Linked DNA regions of Mus musculus: region 2 is linked to region 1. The links are chromatin loops, found by intact Hi-C in ENCODE. Cell type or tissue: left cerebral cortex. All regions are shown on one strand. Links, peaks and the distances in the headings refer to the core of each region. The heading gives the core; the rest is flanking DNA.

Region 1 (9,250 bases), core at 1,007-9,006:
TTATACATTCATATTGATTGGTCTCCATCTCAGAAATCTGCCTGCCTCTGCCTCCCAAGTGCTGGGATTAAAGGCGTGCGCCGCCACACCCTGCCAGCCTGGTCTTAAACTCCAAGATTTGTCTATTTCTGCCTCCTGAGGGCTGGCCTATTTTCTTGTATGGCATGAATACTGTGATCCTAGTTCATGTTTTCCTGTTGTTCCTGTGTTTGTGTGTGTATGTGTTCAATTTATGTGTATGTGTGTTTTGCTAGCATTTATGTCCATGTACGATATATGTCCCACAAGGTCAGAAGAGAGTGTTGGATCTCCTGAAACTGGAGTTACAGACCATGGTGAGCCACTGGATGGGTCCTCTGGAAAAGAGCCGGTGCTTTTAACCTCTGAAACATCTTTCCAGCCACTCATTTTGTGTGTTTTGTTGGCCCTACTGATCTGCTCTTTCTCTTCCTTCCTTCTTTTTCTGGTTTGAATATTTTCCTGAACTGATCGGGTTTTCTTGTTTCTTTGTTTCCCTTTCTGGTTTCTTTTATATTATTAGTTACTATGGTTTGTTTATCTATCTATCTATCTATCTATCTATCTATCTATCTATCTATCTATCTATCTATTTTAAAACCCCGATATTTTGGGTATGGTGGCACACAGCTGTAATCCAAGTATCCTGAAGGCTGAGAGAGGAGAATGGCTACAAGCACGGACTGAGCTGTAAAGTGAAACTTTGCTTCAAAAAAAAAATTACCAGCTGTAGCTGTTTATGCCTTTAATCCTAGCCTTGGGAGGTAGAGGCAGGCTGATCTCTAAGTTTAAGGCCAGAGTGGTCTACAGAGAAAGTTCCAGGACATCCAGGGCTACATAGGGAAACTCAGCTCAAAAAGCCAATAATAATAATAATAGTAGTAGTAGTAGTAGTAGTAATAGTTAATAGAGCCAGGCATGGTGGCACATGCCTTTAATCCCAGCACTTGGGAGGCAGAGGCAGGCAGATTTCTGAGTTCGAGGCCAGCCTGGTCTACAAAGTGAGTTCCAGGACAGCCAGGGCTACACAGAGAAACCCTGTCTTGAAAAAGCAAAAGAAAAAAAAATTAATAGAATCTAGACGTACATAATATACTATGCCTTTAATCCCAGCACTTTGCAAAGGCAGGTGGATCTGAGTTCAAGACCAGCCTTGTCTACAGAGCTAGTTCTAGGACAGCTAGGATGACACAGTGAAATCTTATATGTGTATAAAACAAAACTAAAAGTGTCTGTGTAAAAAAAATAATTCAATTGTTTGGATTTTTTTTGTTTTGTTTTGTTTTTTGTTTTTCGAGACAGGGTTTCTCTGTATAGTCCTGGCTGTTCTGGAACTCACTCTGTAAACCAGGCTGGCCTCAAACTCAGAAATCCACCTGCCTCTGCCTTCTGAGTGCTGGGACTAAAGGTGTGTACCACCACGCCAGACCCTCTTTTTTTTTATTTTTCTTAAATGTGATTTTCTACTTTCTTTTCAAAATGCCTTCTTTCTTTCTTTCTTTCTTTCTTTCTTTCTTTCTTTCTTTCTTTTTTTTGATTTATTTATTTTATTTATATGAGTACACTATAGCTGTCTTCAGACACACTACAAGAGTGCATCAGATCTCATTACAGATGGTTGTGAGCTACCATGTGGTTGCTGGGAATTGAACTCAGGACCTCTGGAAGAGCAGTCAGTGCTCTTAACCACTGAGCCATCTCTCCAGTGCTAAATTCCATTTCTTTATTATGATGATGATGATGTGTGAGAATGTGTATGATGTGTGTGGGTATTTGTGTGAATGTCAGAAGACAGCTTCATGGAGTCAGTCTGTCTCCCCACCTTTATATAGGTCCTAGGGATCAAACTAGAGTCACCAGGCTTGTGTAGGAATGCCTTCACCTGCTGAACAGTCTTGTAGGCCCTAAAAGACGTATAATTTTTTCGAAAGAAAAAAAAAAAAGCCAGTCTTGTCTACACAGTGAGCCAATACACAGTGAGACCCTCTTTCTTTCTTTCTTTCTTTCTTTCTTTCTTTCTTTCTTTCTTTCTTTCTTTCTTTCTTTCTTTTTTTTTTTTTTTTTTTTTTTGGTTTTTCGAGACAGGGCTTCTCTGTGTAGCCCTGGCTGTCCTGGAACTCACTTTGTAGACCAGGCTGGCCTCAAACTCAGAAATCCACCTGCCTCTGCCTCCCGAGTGCTGGGATTAAAGGCGTGCATCACCACGCCTGGTTAAGATGTATGGTTTTTAAGACAAAACAAAACAAACAAACAAACAAACAAAAAACAAACCATACTTATTAGGCTAGAGAGATGGCTCAATGGTTAAGAGCACTTACTGGTCTTGCTGGGTTTCTGGTTTGGTTTCCAGCATCCACATCAGGTAGCTCACAGACAATGATAACTCTAGTTTCAGAGGTCTGACGCCTTCTGGCCTCTTTGAGCAAACTACAGGCACACCTATACATAAATCAATACATCTTTTAAAAACTTAGGGGACAAAATGATGGCTTGGCAGTTAAGATCACTGGTTGTAGTCAGGCAGTGGTGGCACACACCTTTGATCACAGCACTTAGGAGAGGCAGAGAAACCCTGTCTTTAAAAAAAAAAAGGCTGGGCACTTGTGGCACTCACCTTTAATCCCAGCATTTAGGCAGAGGCAGAGGCAGGTGGATTTCTGAGTTCAAGGCCAGCCTGGTCTACAGAGTGAGTTCCAGGACAGCCAGGGCTACACTGAGAAATTCTGTCTCAAACAGCAAACAAACAAAAAAGTATGCTCTTGCAGAGGACTTGAATTTGGTTCCTGCACACTGACTTCAATTTTGGAGGATCAAATGATTCTTTTGACCACTGTGGGTACACTGAGGTCTGAGTACACACACACACACACACACACACACACACACACACACACACACACACACACAAATCATAAATTAAAAAAAAAAAAACAGAAAATAGCGGGGCGTGGTGACACATGCCTTTAATCCCAGCACTCGGGAGGCAGAGGCAGGTGGATTTCTGAGTTCAAGGCCAGCCTGGTTTACAGAGTGAGTTCCAGAACAGCCAGGGTTACACAGAGAAACTCTGTCTCAAAAAAACTAACCAACCAACCAACCAAACAAACAAAAAAACCCAGAAAACGTACTGTCTGGAAATGGGATGAAAGGCATGCAGTATCATATCCAACCATAGCCACTTTCAGGTCATTTAGAGATGATTAGTCTAGGGCTGCATGACATGCTTCTTTAATCCCAGTATTCCAATTCCAGGCCAGACTGGTCCACATAAGGAGATCCATAAAGAGGGGGTAGAAGCTGGGTATAGTGGCACACACCTTTAATCCCAGCGCTTGGGAGGCAGAGGAAGGTGGATCTCCAGGAGTTTGAGGCTAGCCTGATCTACATAGTGAATTCTAGGATAGCCAGAGCTATATAGTGAGACTATGGGTTTATTTTTTTTTTAGATTTATTTATTATTATACATAAGTACACTGTAGCTGTCTTCAGACACACCAGAAGAGGTTACCGATTCCATTACAGATGGTTGTGGGCCACCATGTGGTTGCTGAGATTTGAACTCAGGACCTCTGGAAGAGCAGACTGACCCATCTCTCCAGCCCTGAGACTATGTCTTGAAAGAACAACAATAAAATAATAATGATAATGAAAATGATGATAATAGTAATAAAAAAGAGAGTAGAGCTAGATGTGACCTTAATTCTTGGCTACTTTATTGGGTTCTTATATCTATCACCCTCCTCTACCACAATCCCTTCCAACCTCCTGACAATAGGTAGGCTAGAAAGGTGAGAGGGAGAAGGGGGCATAGATCTCTTTAGAGTACTTCCGGCTGACTAGGAGCATTGAGCTCCTTGGGATAAGTCCAATCTTTGTAGTCAAGATATCCAACTTCTCTTCTCTTTGTTCATGACCCTCTTGACAACCATAGCAGCAGCGGCGGCGCAGGGAGCAGCAGCACAGGGAACAGCAGCAGCACCGGGAGCAGCAGTGGCACATGGAGCAGCAGTGGCACAGAGAGCAGCAGCGGCACCGGGAGCAGCATCAGCAGCAGAGGGAGCAGCAGTGGCACATGGAGCAGCAGCAGCACAGGGAGCTGCAGTGGCATAGGGAGCCGCAGCGTAGCAGGGAGCAGCAGCAGCAGCACAGGGAGCAGCAGCACAGGGAACAGCAGCATAGCAGGGAGCAGCAGCGGCGCAGCGAGCAGCAGCACAGGGAGCAGGGAGCAGCAGCAGCAGCAGCAGTACAGGGAGCAGCAGCAGCGGCACAGGGAGCAGCAGCCTCCCCAGGCCCTCGTGCTCTGGCACTTTTATACCCTCTCAAGAGTCCGCAAGAGCCGGGTGTTGTGGCGAGCACCTTTAATCCTAGCACTCAAGAGGCAGAAGCAAGCGGATTTCTGAGTTCAAGGCCAGCCTGGTCTACAAATCACAGTCAGCTGCTATGGACAACATCTGGGATTAAAACAAAAGCATGGGGCTGGAGAGATGGCTCAGTGGTTAAGAGCATCTTCCAAAAGTCCTGAATTCAAATCCCAGCAACCACATGGTGGCTCACAACCATCCCTAATAAGATCTGACACCTTCTTATATTTATAAAATAAAGAAATCTTTAAAAACCACAAAAGCATATTTACATAACATAAATATTGTTGGTTTGTCTGTTTGATTAAGATATATTTATTTATGTATGAGTGCTCTGTCTGTATGTACACCTGCACACCAGAAGAGGGCATCAGTTCTCAGTATAGATGGTTGTGAGCCACCATGTGGTTGTTGGGATTTGAACTCAGGAAGAACAGACAGTGTTCTTAATGGCTGAGCCATCCCTTCAGCCCCCCTGCCCCCATAACTGTGTCTTTATAGAAACCGAAATTCTCACTCTAGCTGGAGAAATGACTCAGCCGTTAATATACTGTCTGTCCAGAAGACCCCAATTTAGTTTTCTGCACCCATGTCAGGTGTAACTCCAGCTCCAGGGGATCTTACACCATCTTCTGGTATCTACACACATGTGGGATGCACACACACACACACACACACACACACACACACACACACACACACACACACAAATGAATGTAATAAAAATAGATTTTTTAAAAATGTGGAACTGATTAATCTGTTTTCCTCATTTTGAGACAGGATCTCATTATGTAGAGTTGGCTGGCCTAGAACTCGCTGTTTAGAGCAGGCTGGCCTTGAGATCTGCCTGCCTCTGTTTTGGAGTGCTGGGATTAAAAGTGTGTACCACTTTGCTTTGTTGTTTTCTTGCGGGTGTATCTTTTTGTGCTTTGAATCTTAAAAAAAAAAACCCTGTCATCTGTCTGCAGAAAAGCCTGGCCTTTGAATATGACCCTGTCTGCTCTTCACCTGCTGCCTGGAACATTTCTTGACTTCTGCTTCTCCAGACATCTCATTTTGTAAAGGAGCAACGATGGTCTCAGTTGCTAAAGCTGTTGAAATTCCACAGAATACAGCAATGAAGAAGTGGGCGATACCGGCCCTTTCCTTCCATCTTCCAAGATGTCCTCTGCTCTCCTGTTCAACCTCTCTGCTGGCACGCTTCCCTTAGTTTGTAAACCCTTTCCCATATTAAGAAAAAGACTTGGTTTTGCTCTGTCCTTTGCTCTTCCTCTTCCCTGTACAGTGAGGCTTTCCACGACAGCTGACCATAGGCCATGTTTACAATCCTCACATGCCATAAACCTGCTGGCATGTGGCTTCCTGCCAAGTCTTCATTTCAAAATGCCTTCTATAAAGGTCACTTCTTGACACCTTTCCTTTAGCAATGCACAGGTTGACATAGTAAGGGCCAGGGCCAGGGCCAGGATGACCTTGGAGAACCCTGTCTTCTGGGTCTCTGACGGACTTGAGACAATTGCTCTGTCTACAGTAGATGGCTGGTAGGTGTGTGTCCTTTCTCCCATCTCCCTGGGGTACTCATGGCCAGTGGTTTCAAATTGTCTCTGGAACGTTCTCCATCTACAATTCTATATTAGTTTGTAGCTTTTCTCTTTTTCTCCCTTTCCTTCTGTCTGTCTGACCTTTTTTTCGAGACAGGGTTTCTCTCTGTAGCCCTGGCTGTCCTAGAACTTACTTTGAGGACCAGGCTGGCCTTGAACTCAGAGATCTGTCTGATTCTGCCTCCCAAGTGCTGGAATTAATGGAGTACACCACACACTTGCAAATGTATACACATGCACACACAGAATTAAAAAGATATTTTATTTTATTTTATTTATATATTTTTTGTTTGTTTGTTTTTTCAAGACAGGGGTTCTCTGTATAGCCCTGGCTGTGCTGGAACTCACTCTATAGACCAAGCTGGCCTTGAACTTAGAAATTTGCCTGCCTCTGCCTCCCAAGTGCTGGGATTAAAGATGTGTGCCACCACGCCCGGCTTAAAAAGATATTTTTTGAGAGATGTCTCACTATATAGCCTTGGCTGGCCAGGAGTCAGCTATGTTGACCAGGCTGGCTTTAAACTCAGATCTTTCCTTTGCCTCACCAGTGTTAGGGTTACAGAGTGTGCCACCACTGTGCCTAGCCCTATAAAATAAATTATATATATATATAATTTGGTGGTATATGCCTTTAATCCCAGCAGAGGCAGGAAGATCTCTGTGAGTTTGAGGCCAGCCTGGCTACACAAAGAAACCCTGTCTTGAAAAACAACAGCCGGGCAGTGGTGGCACACGCCTTTAATCCCAGCACTCAGGAGGCAGAGGCAGGCGGATTTCTGAGTTTGAGGCCAGCCTGGTCTACAAAGTGAGTTCCAGGACAGCCAGGGCTATACAGAGAAACCCTGTCTCAAAAAACAAACAAAACAAAAACAAAACTATTGCTGTGTGAAGTGGTGTACACCGTTAGTTCCAGCACTCTAAAGGCAGAGGGAGGTAGGTTTCTGTGAGTTCAAGGTCAGCCTGGTTCACATAGGGATCAGCCAGGGCTACATGGTGAAATATTGTCTAAAAATTAAAAAAAAAAAACACAAAACTTGCCTTATCTGTAAAGCATAACTGTTAATCAGATATGATGGTTTAAACCTGTAACCCCAACATTCAGGAGGCTGAGGCAGGAATTGTCTTAAGTCTGAGGCCGAGCCTGGGCTACAGTGTGAGAAAAATACAACAAAACAAAAAACCCCAAATGAGTTAGATGTGGGGGAGAGCATGCCTTTAATCTGGAGGCAAAAGCAGGTTCATATCTGAGCTCCAGGCCAGCTAGGGCTATCTAGTGAGATGTTGTCCGAACCTGCATGCATGAACACACACATGCACACACATACTAACATAAAATTGAGATACGATTCCCCAAGCGTGATATCTAGTATTGTTTTTAAGAATATTTAAGCCAAGCCTGGTGTCACTACTCATTAATCCCAGCTCTCAGGAGGCAGAGGTAGGTAGATGATCTCTGTGAGTTTAAGGCCAGCCTGGTCTACAGAATGAGTTGTAGGACATCCAGGACCACTATACAGTCAAACCCTGCCTCAGAAAATTAAAAAAAAAGTTATGTTTTTTGTATGGGTATTTGTTATTCTCATCCATGAAGGAGCTGAGAGAGGTTAAAAGGGTGTCCTTGGAAGTCCTGTGAGAAATTAATTAAGTAGTCTGGTCAGGAGCTTTTAGGAACCTCTCACTCTAGAGTACTGGCCTGAGAAGCGCATGCTACCATGCATGCTCTGTGAGTTGGTTTTGTTTGTTTGTTTGTTTTTCGAGACAGGGTTTCTCTGTGTAGCCCTGGCTTTCCTGGAACTCACTCTGTAGACCAGGCTGGCCTTGGACTCAGAAATCTGCCTGCCCCTGCCTCCTGAGTACTGGGATTAAAGGCGTGTGCCACCTCACCCGGCTTCTGTGCGTTTCAATATATTTAATAAGGCTGTTCATTCACTCGTCTAATTACGGAACAAACATGCTTATTGGCCCCAAAGAACGTCCCACCCCTTTCCTCCAGTCTCAAGGCACTCATCAACTTCCTGTCTTTGTGGACTTTTCTCTCCCTTTTTAATTTAATTTTTCTTTCCCTTTTTGAATATTTCCTGTGTAGTTCTTGGTATTTGGACGTCTAAACATTTTTTTCAAGGATTACTCCCCGGTGCTATGGTTGGAGTCTTTTCTCTCAATTTAATTTTGTCTTTAGCTCCTGCGCACAAGGATCTACAGTACCTGGAGACTGAAGCCTGAGATGGAGCTGCTTGGCGGGTGGGCGGGTGGTACAGCGTCTCCCCAGCACCTCCGCAGGGTGGTCTGCGCGGAGTGGTGGAGGGCACGGCGCTAAACTGCACCCACTCCAGGTGAGCTCAATCTCATGCATCACTTCTGAGCCTCTGCAGCATGCTCTGGCAGAGGTCCATGATATGACGCAGCAAGTATTTATTGACTCAGGTCGGCGGTACTCTCCAGGGTCAGAGAAGACTTGCGAAGTGGAAGCTCGCACAGCTGGCACCCAGAAACTGTAGGTCGCAGGGTTTTTTGTTTTGTTTTGTTTTTTTAATTTATTATCAGTGTAGAGCGCATGCTATGGCCAGGGTGTTGCGGCCAGAGGACAACTTTGTATAAGTTGGATTTGTGTACGTGGATTTCGGGAGAGGACTCAGCTGATTAGGCTTCCTTTATCCGCTAACCGACCCCCCACCTCCACAGGGTTTCTCGGTATATCCCTAGCTGTCCTGGAACTCACTCTGTAGACCAAGCTGGGCTCTGAACTCAGAGATCCACCTGCCTCTGCCACCCGAGTATTGGGATTAAAGTCTTTGCCACCACCACCCAGTGCTGAGCCCTCTCTTCTGCACCTACTAGTGTTTTTAATATTGTGACTGTTGATTGCAGAAGGCTAGGAGCGAAGAAACCTACTGACTCCAAGAAGGCCTCAACAGCCAGAGGACTTCAAGGGGGAACTCGGGAAAGCAGGGTGAATAGCCATAAGCTCTCCAGCCGTTGTGGGTAGGGGACAGCCTAAGCGGGCAGCTGCTCAAACCGCAGCCTGACTCGGGGCTCGAAACGCCGCAGCAGAGGGGGCGGAGCTTCCTCCACCTTCAAGCCTGGTCTGCAGCAGACCCAGCGGTGCAGAAGGCGGGGCCTCCGGAGGACTCCCCTCCCGTGAGACCCCGCCCACCAAGGCTCACGCTCACTGGGCGGAGCCTCTGAGGGCGCCCTTCCTTCAGGCCCCGCCTACTGCAGGATCTGCAATGAAGAGGGCGGAGCCTGTGAAGGCCTTCTCTTCATCCAGTC
Region 2 (9,250 bases), core at 1-8,000, 89 kb after region 1:
GGAATTCAGGGAAAGCTCATTTCTTTTGCTACCACCAAGGTAAGTCTCTCAGGTTGCACTTAGGGCATTTCTAGAAGCTTCCACATCATTAAGATGAAAGCTAAATTTCTCTAAAATGGTAAAAACTGCCTCATCACAAAGCTAGCTTTCTGGGCTATGCCTATAGTCCTGATCTACACTGAAGAGGCTGAGGAAGGAAGACCACATCAAGTTCACAGCGTATCAGCCTGAACCACACAGTCAATACCAGGCCAGTCAGGGCTACACAGCACATCTCAAAAACAAGAAAAGACAGCTCAAGGCAGCAGCCGCAGACTGGAGATTCTCTAGAGCCTGCAGTGGGCATGACTCTCTACAGCCTGCAGTGGGCATGCACTACTCCAGCAGTGCAGCTGAGGCAAACCCACCTCCTCAAGCTTCTTAGTTTTTGCCACATCACAGATCTGCCCTATCATTCGGATGCGATTGTTGAGGCCGCATTCACCACTCAGTTCCTAGAGAAGAGAAAAGAGGAAAAGGGCTGAGCTTTTAAAAAGAGGTCTTCTTACCCACTGGCCATAAACCACCTAACGTTGTTCTGCATTTCCCCTGTAAACCAATGGGGTTTCTTTCCTCTCTCTGTTTTTTTTTCTCTCTCTCTCTCCCTCCCTCGCTCCATCCCTTCCTCTGTCTCTCCAGCGTTTCTCTGTGTATCTCTGGCTGTACTGAACTTCCCCAGTGCTGGGCAGGATTAGCAGCATACACCAACCACCACCATCACCCAGCATTTTGTTTTGTTGTGTTTGGTTTGGTTTTTTAAGGCTGGATCTCGAGGCTGGTGAGATAGCTCAGTGGTTAAGAGCACTGACTGCTCTTCCAGAGGTCCTGAGTTCAATTCCCAGTAACCACATGGTGGCTCACAACCATCTGTGATGGGATCTGATGCCCTCTTCTGGTGTGTCATCTACAGTGTGTGTGTGTGTGTGTGTGTGTGTGTGTGTGTGTGTGTGTGTGTGTGTGTATGTTAAATAAATAAATCTTTTTTTAAAAGTTCCTAAAAAGAAAGGGTGGATCTCCAATTTAAAAAAGGAAACGAACATCTTTGAGGAGAGGAGGACCCAGTCTCACTACTGTAGCTCAGGTGGGTTACAATTATGTTGCCTCCAACTTCATAATCCTATCTCCTCTGCCTCTCACGTGCTGAGAGAGTACAGGGCATCTATCTACCATAACACTAAACAAAATAAGTTTTCATACAACACCTAACTTCTAAGGCAAGTGTGCTAAAGCAGGACACCAAGATCCTGAGGACAGGCATATATCTGTCTCCACAGTACTGGGGACAGCAGCCCTATGCAGATGGTTACCAGCAACCCATCTCCCACAGAACCCAATGACAGACAAACCCAGCCTTCCTAGCCTTTGTGCTGGGCTAGCCAAGACATTGGCCACTCACTCACTCTCAAGATTTCCGATGTGATGATAAACTCAGTCTGTTTGCCTTCTGCACACCTGGGATTTGGCCTCGATGTTCCCAATCCCAACAGTATCTTGAACTTCTCCTTCAAGCCGGAATCTTTGCTTGTTGGTTTGGCCATGGTGGGCAGGGCAGTACTAGAGAACTGCTCTGTGTAGAAATAAACATATTATTTGATACACCCCAGGAAAGGTTCTCCCTTCTGCCCTCGAGGCGAACCTCCAGAATCCTAGGTCAAGGGTAGGCAATAACCTGTCCTTCCTACAGCCTCTGGGGCAACTCAACTCCATGCAGGAGGAACTCAGCCACAAATCAACTCCGGAGGTATAGGCTTACTCTAGCGACCCGCCTGTTGATTGCCATTAGTTCTCCCTAGGTTAAGGAGGAGCTGTCGCGTGAATAGATGCAGAGGCCCGCTCACATTCGCAATGGAGGGCTTGAAGCGCTAGGACTTGTCAGCGGTGGGAGCGGCGGAGGATTGGAATCAGAACGACCAATTCCCCTCACCCCATCGCGACGCGACCACACAAACCATCGCAACCCGCCCCAGCAGTCAGAGCCTCCAGGGCTACTCACCCCGCGCGCGCCTTTCGCGCGCAGGTCCTCCTGCACCCAGGGAAGGGCGCACACCCCCGGCCCAGGGCAGCTGCCGGAAGCGCAACCCGTACTTCCGGGGGCGAGGCTTTGCTGACTATTTGCGTTGAGCTCTCTGGGAATTGTAGTTTCGCGTGCGCGTTGAGCAAGTGGTGGGATCGCGGGGCTGCTCGGAGGAGTAGTTTACAGCCCAGGCATGAACTCAGGGGTGCGGATGGTGACTCGCAGTCGGAGCCGCGCGACTAGGATCGCGTCGGAAGGGTGTAGGGAGGAGCTCGCCCCGCGAGAGGCTGCTGCAGGTAGCTCTGCGCCTGCAGGCGTTTTGGAGGAAAGGAGGAACGTGGAACTTTGGCTCCAGGCTTGCGTCCCGGGCCGCAGCATCTGACCTAAACTCTAGGCGCCGCGGAGTAGGCAGCTGCCTTGAATCTTGAATTGAAGCTACGCTTAAATCTCACGTGGCCCCACTTCTAGCTTCTTCCAAGGGTCTGGGACCCGCAGGGTCTGCAGGGTCCGTAAGACTGGGTTCTGGATGTATTCATCCACCCTTATCGCCAGTGAAAAGTTTTAGTCCAACCAGCCTAGCTTAGGACATTCACTTGCTCCAGGCTGTCCGTGGGACACAGCTCTGTTCTCAGAGCTGCCTCCCTCTCTTGTAGGGCCAGGCTGTGTGCCAAGAACACACCCAGCTAGAAGTCTTCTCTCCCAGCTGGACGGTGGTTCTGAAAGAAAACAGGCCCAGAGAGAAAACAGGAAAGGGCATGGCACTCATTGTGTTTGTCCTGTAGCCATTAAGGGCCTACTATGTGCCAACTAGTGGTACTCAGGGAGTAATTATCAGCCCGTCCCCGCCTGGGACTTAGACATAAGTGGCTAGAGCAGGAGTGTGCGTAGGCAGCAATGGTCTCCCAGAATCGGTTCAGTAGTAGAGATCCGCTGGGATCCAGGCTGAGGCTTGGCAAGGGCCAAGGGCCACAGAAAGTGTTGATACTGTTAAGGCAGCAAATGTTTTATAGTAGTAGAGTTTGGAGCTCATCCTAAATGCAACGATTTCTGAAAGGGGAGTTGCACTGTCCAGTTTGGGTGTGAAGAGAGAGGTTCTCTTGAATGTAACTCAAAGGACTTGGGACAAAGGAGAGAGGTTATATTATCCTAGAGGCTGTTACTAGTGTCGGTGTGCTAACAGGCACTTTGTCAGACTGTCATGTACTGTTGTGACAAGGGCAGAGCACAGCACTTCTGTACACATCGTGGTAGATAATGGACAGTTAGTTGCACAAACAAGTGTGGGGATGTGGATTGGCAGGTAAGCAGCACCCTTCCCCCACCCTCATATAAAACCCACTCCAAAGACTGAATGGCACTTTTTTGCAGAAGGAAGAAAAAGCCACAGGCCCGTGAGACATCCACGGAGAACACAGAAAACGCATGTGGCCTATGAAGCGGCTAATGGTGAGGAAGGCGAAGATGCTGAGCCCCTCAAAGTGCCCGTTTGGGAGCCCCAGAACTGGCAGCAGCAACTGGCCAACATCCGCATCATGAGAAGCAAGAAGGATGCACCTGTGGACCAGCTAGGCGCCGAGCACTGCTATGATGCAAGTGCCTCCCCGAAGGTATGCAACACCTCCGCCTATCCAGCAAGGTGCTTACTTCCTTTTAGGTCTCTACCAGAAAAAGAGCAAGACCTGCCAGCTCTCCCTGCTGCCATACAGGAGGATACATACATACATACATACATACATACATACCCAGGAAGATGCGCTCCTCCCATAACCTTAGAACATGTACAACGTACATCACCTGTCAATCATTGTGGCCACCGTGCATGGCAGAGTGTCTGAGACTTGAAGCCTCATGCACAGTGGTGGTGCATTTGGGAACATCCAATAATGCAGGAGAAGCAGACTCCCTTACATTGTGTTGGTTCCTTAGACTAACCATAGGGCTAACTACCTTCGGATCCTGGTATCCTGAGTATCTCTAACTCTGGCCCTTCTTGTCTATAAAATGAGTAGTGTTACACTGTAACAGTAGCAGCTAGCTATGGTCTAATATCCATCCCATACAAGGTATGATTCCAAGCAATTCATCCAAGCTTCGGCTACTCTATAGAAGTATGTGACAAGACAGATGGGTAAGGGACTTGACTGGGACCCGTCCTTGCACAAGCAGGTGAGGAGGTACCAGGTACTCCTGTCGCTGATGCTCTCCAGCCAGACCAAAGACCAGGTCACAGCAGGTGCTATGCAACGGCTCCGGGCCCGGGGCTTGACTGTGGAGAGCATCCTGCAGACCGATGATGACACGCTAGGCAGACTCATCTACCCTGTGGGCTTCTGGAGGGTAAGCATTACCTTTGGCAACAGAGCCAAGAGGGGGCACTGTTCTGAGGATGTGAGGCGGGCATCTCTGACGACAGAGACTCTTCATGCTTCTGACTTGCCACAGGTCTATCCCATGGGGCTAGTACCCTGCCCCTGAAGTTCCTGGGATGCACCTCTACACATCCCTTCATTTCTCTACCCTCCTACCCAGCTGCCTCCACTTCCTTTCCTTCCCTTCCCCTCCTAGGCTCCCCAGACTGTGTCACTCCACAGAACCCTGGGAGGTGGGTGGAACTGTGGGGAGGGCGCTTCCCCTTGGCACTGCGTGGGCCACCGTCTATCAGATTGGTTTTAAATAGCCCTCTCCACTCAGGCACAGGATGGGAACCACCCAGCTGTTCTGTCGGTTGCCTGGGGGAGTCCCAGGCTCCAGCCTTCCTTCCTGAAGGCCCAGGTGCTATTGAGTCTAGGTACTGCTTAGCCTCTGGAGGGAATACTGAGGCAGAGGACCCCAACTGGTTCCCACACACTAGGGGGGGGGTGTCTAGTTATGCGCTGGAGACCTGCCAGGAGTTCCTTCAGGCCTCTTTGCTGCCTTCTTCACCTCCTGGAGAGGTGGGACATAGGCAGGTGATCTGTGACGCTGGGCACCTATGGGTCCTCCCGATTAGGCTATGCCTTGCCCCAAGGCTGACCCACACCATCTTTCAGAACAAGGTAAAATACATCAAGCAGACAACCGCCATCCTGCAGCAGCGCTACGAAGGGGACATCCCTGCTTCCGTGGCTGAGCTGGTAGCCTTGCCAGGTGTTGGGCCCAAGATGGCACACTTGGCTATGGCTGTGGCCTGGGGGACCATATCAGGCATAGGTGAGTCGTTTGCGCCACAAGGAGGGAGAAGTCAGCTCTGAGCTTGATTCTTCTTGGGTTCTATTGGGGTTCCCCAAAGTTTTTGTGACTCAAACCAGAGTAGCAAAAGGGTATGGTCAGTGTTGAGCAGACTGACTGCTGGGTGCTGAAGACAAGAACTCAACGTTGGCCGGGTTCCATCTGCATGCTGATCTCTATGAGGGACTTGAAGCCAGCTGATGTGCACACACTGTGGAGCCTGACTTAGGGCTCTGGAAAACCTTTCGGTTTTGGTTTTTGGGGGGTGGTATTTGTTTGTTTGTTGGGTTGTTTTGTTTTATTTTTGAGACAGGGTTTCTCTGTGTAGCCCTGGCTGTCCTGGAACACACTCTGTAGACCAGGCTGGCCTCGAACTCACCGAGATCTGCCCGCCTCTGCCTCCCAAGTACCAGGATTTCAAGGTGTGCGCCACCACCACCCATCGAATCTGCCTCAGCTCCATAAATCCCGGGCTTATAATCATGCTTGACTGTGCCTAACCCCAGGAAATCTTTCTGAGGTCATGTTTCAGTTTAGAGTTTCTTGTGAGTTAGTGGGACCAAGAGGTGGAAGTGTGTCCCAGACAGAAGGAAGAGCAACCATAAAGCTGAGTAACGACACAGAAAGCTCTAGAATGGGTGAGGCAAATTGATGTCGTGGTGGAGGAAGAGGAAGGTGGTCTTGTGGGATGAGAATGGGCAGTGATGTCTGGCATCCTTTTTCTGAGTATCATCTGGTAGCATTTGAAGCACCTTGGTGTAGCTAGGTTGAAGACATACTCCCTGGGGCAGTGACAGAGGTGCTGCCTTCTCAGAGATTTGCCTAGAGTTGTCGGGGCTCCTGTGGTCACATTAAAAAAAACAAGATTTAGTCCTGAACTCTCTTTGGGCTCCCAACCCTTGGCTCCTGCATGTGCCCAATGGAGGGATTCCGTCAGAGGTTTCTAAGCTGGTAGGGCCTTTTAGCACTGCTCAGTGGGTAGAGGGCAGCTAGGGGCCCAGGGCTTTGACTGGAAGCTGGTGACTGCTTGTTGGCACTGAAGAACAGTGAGCATTGGAAGAGCCAGGCCAGGTAGGAAGTGGGTGAGGCCTCCCGCCTCAGTCTCCACTCCTCCCCTCCCAAAGCCACCAGCAGCCTCTTAGTTGACACTTGAGCTTATCTAGCTGGTGTCCTCAGCTGCCTGTGTCCCAGGAGTAGGAAGTGTCTTTGTTGGGTAGCTCTGTGGGGGAAGGGCCCTGCAGGGAATTATGCATGCAGTGGTCAGGACAAGGGCTGAGTCCACCCACTTCTCTGTAGTCTACCTGCTGTGAGAGCCCTAGGGTTGCCTCTTGAGGAGAAAATGTGTTCTCTCAAATGAAAAAGCTGGAACTCTGGAGTTCTGACCTTTGCAGCTGGGTGACCTTAGGTCAAACATAGGGCCTCTCTGAGCTTGAGTTCACCTCCAGTGAAGTGACTGCCCTCCGAAACACCACAAATGCATAGGAAGCCCTTCTGGCCAACATAGGAGGTTTATACATGTGGTCCTGCGTTGGGCCTCTGGGGTTCTAATGAGTATGCTCGCCTCTGTGACACGGAGAAGGAAAAGGCTTCCATGATATGGCCCCTCAGCCTGCACCTCCAGCCTTTTCCCCAGACAGTTAGCACCATCAGGGAGCTGGCATGGGGACTAGCAAGCTGTTTGACAAACCTTTGAAACAGAAAGGCAGGCATTGCAGTTGAGCAGGTGGCTTGGCAGGAGCCCCCAGTGAAGGCATGAGGCCGAAACCCTACAGTGGCCAGCGGATGGGAGCAGGGATTGGAACACAGCTGGAGCCACCCTGATCCTGCTCCCCATTCTGTCCCCAGTAATTTCGTAGCAGGTACCAGCTACCTCTGCAACAGTGACCCACAGGGCCAAGCTTCTGCCACCCAGTCCAGTGCTCAAAGCCAGTGGATAGCTTGGAAGGGGCCGTAGGACCCAGGAAGATGGAGCAGAGGAAGCAGAGGGAGGCCCTTTTCTAATCCAGGCCTCATTCTTGGATTTAGACTAAGTTCACACTTTGGGGTTTGAGGCTTGTTTTGTTTTTCCCAGGATAGAGGTGTTTTGTTTTTGTTGTTTGTTTGTTTGTTTGTTTGTTTGTTTGTTTGAGACAGCCTTACTCTGTAGCCCAAGCTTGCCTTGAATTCAGAGCACTGCTACTTAAACCTTTTAAGTGCTGGGAAGGAACCGCCATGCCTGCCTTACCCTTCGGTTGTTTCGTTTTGTCTTGTTTTGAAACTGGGTTTCTCTGTAGCCCTGGCTGTCCTGGAACTCACTTCACAGACCAGGCTGGCTTTAAACTCAGAGATCCACCTGCAAGCCTTTAATCTCATCACTTGGGAGGCAGAGGCAGGTGGATTTCTTGAGTTTGAAGCTAGGCTGGTCTACATAGTAAATTCTAGGAGGATAGTCAAGGCCTTGAAGAAAGACCCTGTCTCAAAAACAAACAAAAACCAGGCTGCTTACACGCCAGATTGAGGGCTCACTCAGACAGCCACTGCAGATACTTACTGTACCTTCTCTCATGGGAGGGACCCTGGGCTGTCACCTAGCCACACTTGCTTAGGACCGGGGACTGGGATAGGGACACAGCCCAGCTGGCAGAGTGCCCTTGGTCAGCCTGCCTTGTCTCCAAGCAGCAGTGGACACACATGTGCACAGAATAGCCAACCGACTGAGGTGGACCAAGAAGATGACCAAGACCCCAGAAGAGACACGTAAGAACTTGGAAGAGTGGCTACCCAGGTACAGTGTAGCTTGGTGAGCTTGGGGGAGGGAGGTGTCCTGCTGTCATCCACACTGACCTTTCTCTTACCCTCACAGGGTGCTGTGGAGTGAGGTCAACGGACTACTGGTAGGCTTCGGCCAACAGATCTGTCTTCCTGTCCATCCTCGATGTCAGGCTTGCCTCAACAAGGCCCTGTGCCCTGCTGCCCAGGATCTCTAAGGGCCATAGGGCTTCCTCTGGCTAGTGTCTGTGAGGTGCCTTTGTGGGGCGGGGTGGTAAACTTTGGGGGGTGTTTGCAATAAACCTGGGAAGTTTTTCACAGTTGATTTCTTGGCCCGTTGGCTTCAGATGAGGCGAAAAAGCATGTGTGTGATGCAGTGTGTCCGCTCCAATCCCATGTGGGGGCAGGATCGTCTGAGAGACTGCGTGGGGACAGTGAGGGAGGGAGGGATGGGAGGGGAGCATAAACCGAGGAGGGAGGAAACAGAGCCAGCTGCAGCCAGCTGCTGGGAAGCCTATGGGGGAAGCATCCCTGTGAACTCTCACACACTGTCCTGCGGCCCAGCACTCCTCTGGACCTAGCTTCCAAACTCACACTTGGCCTGTGCCTGGAACCCACCCCATGTTAACAGAGGAACTCTAGACTCAGGACTTGACACAGTGGGAGGAGAGGATGACGTTGTTCCTCACTCACCTAAAGGTCGTCTGGAATGGGCCTTACTCCTCCCCACTACCCCTCAACTGAAGATTCAGAAAACACACAGGCGCCAGAGTTCAAGGCAAGGCCTGTTTAATTTGAGGGCGCGCGTGCGCTATGGCTTATGAGGCAGACTGCAGTGCCAGTGAGTGAGTTTGGGGAGTCAAGGGTGGAGGGTAGGAGCCAGGTAGGCATAAGGCAGGGGACAGGCCCAGGAGCCCAGGATCATACCTGAGAATGGCTCACACAGACCCACGATTCCAGGCCCTGGAGCTGCAGAACAGGATAAGGGGCTTGTCCGGAGGCTGCCCTCTTGAGTCATGGAACACCCATCCTCTGGCCCCTCAGAGAGCCTAGGCTCTGCATTCCAGAACCCAGCATGTGGGAGGTAGCACAGGGGTAGCTAGGCAGAGAAGAGAGGCCTGGCCTAGGGACCATCCCATGTGAGGGATGGGGCAGAGGGACAGCTCCTCCAGGCACAGCTGGCCCTGAGGTCCCTGACTGCCTGTTCCCTGGTCTCTGCTCAGAAAGGCGCTGCTGACAGGG

What was found. A loop is a pair of places that touch in the nucleus more often than their neighbours do. Peaks named below come from ENCODE experiments on the same cell type or tissue, not always from the same donor. Only the 100,000 strongest peaks of a DNase experiment are listed, where the experiment ranks them.
Region 2: a loop joins it to region 1, with 2.0 times the contacts of the local background. A loop is called at or near these places in 11 of 42 quality-filtered maps.

The regions. Positions count from the first base shown.
Region 1 is chr17:24,540,707-24,549,956 of GRCm38, forward strand. Gm33508 (predicted gene, 33508) reads left to right here. Exons shown (of 3, transcript NR_169077.1): 3 at 5,348-6,073. Pkd1 (polycystin 1, transient receptor poteintial channel interacting) reads left to right here and starts at 9,244. Exons shown (of 46, transcript NM_013630.2): 1 at 9,244-9,250. In left cerebral cortex, for the core only: a CTCF peak has its summit at 4,747 (motif pointing right); DNase peaks (open chromatin) are centred at 4,081, 7,980 and 8,312; H3K4me3 peaks cover 1,324 bases; H3K27ac peaks cover 1,380 bases.
Region 2 is chr17:24,630,506-24,639,755 of GRCm38, forward strand. It overlaps Tsc2 (TSC complex subunit 2), which reads right to left and starts at 2,122. Exons shown (of 42, transcript NM_001286713.1): 1 at 2,033-2,122; 2 at 1,440-1,606; 3 at 408-494. The coding sequence starts at 1,577. It overlaps Nthl1 (nth (endonuclease III)-like 1 (E.coli)), which reads left to right and starts at 2,177. Exons shown (of 6, transcript NM_008743.2): 1 at 2,177-2,349; 2 at 3,422-3,660; 3 at 4,220-4,390; 4 at 5,083-5,242; 5 at 7,919-8,024; 6 at 8,103-8,333. The coding sequence starts at 2,247. The coding sequence ends at 8,226. Slc9a3r2 (solute carrier family 9 (sodium/hydrogen exchanger), member 3 regulator 2) reads right to left here. Exons shown (of 7, transcript NM_023055.2): 7 at 8,777-9,250. In left cerebral cortex, for the core only: a CTCF peak has its summit at 4,432 (motif pointing right); DNase peaks (open chromatin) are centred at 2,158, 2,700 and 4,681; H3K4me3 peaks cover 1,690 bases; H3K27ac peaks cover 2,397 bases.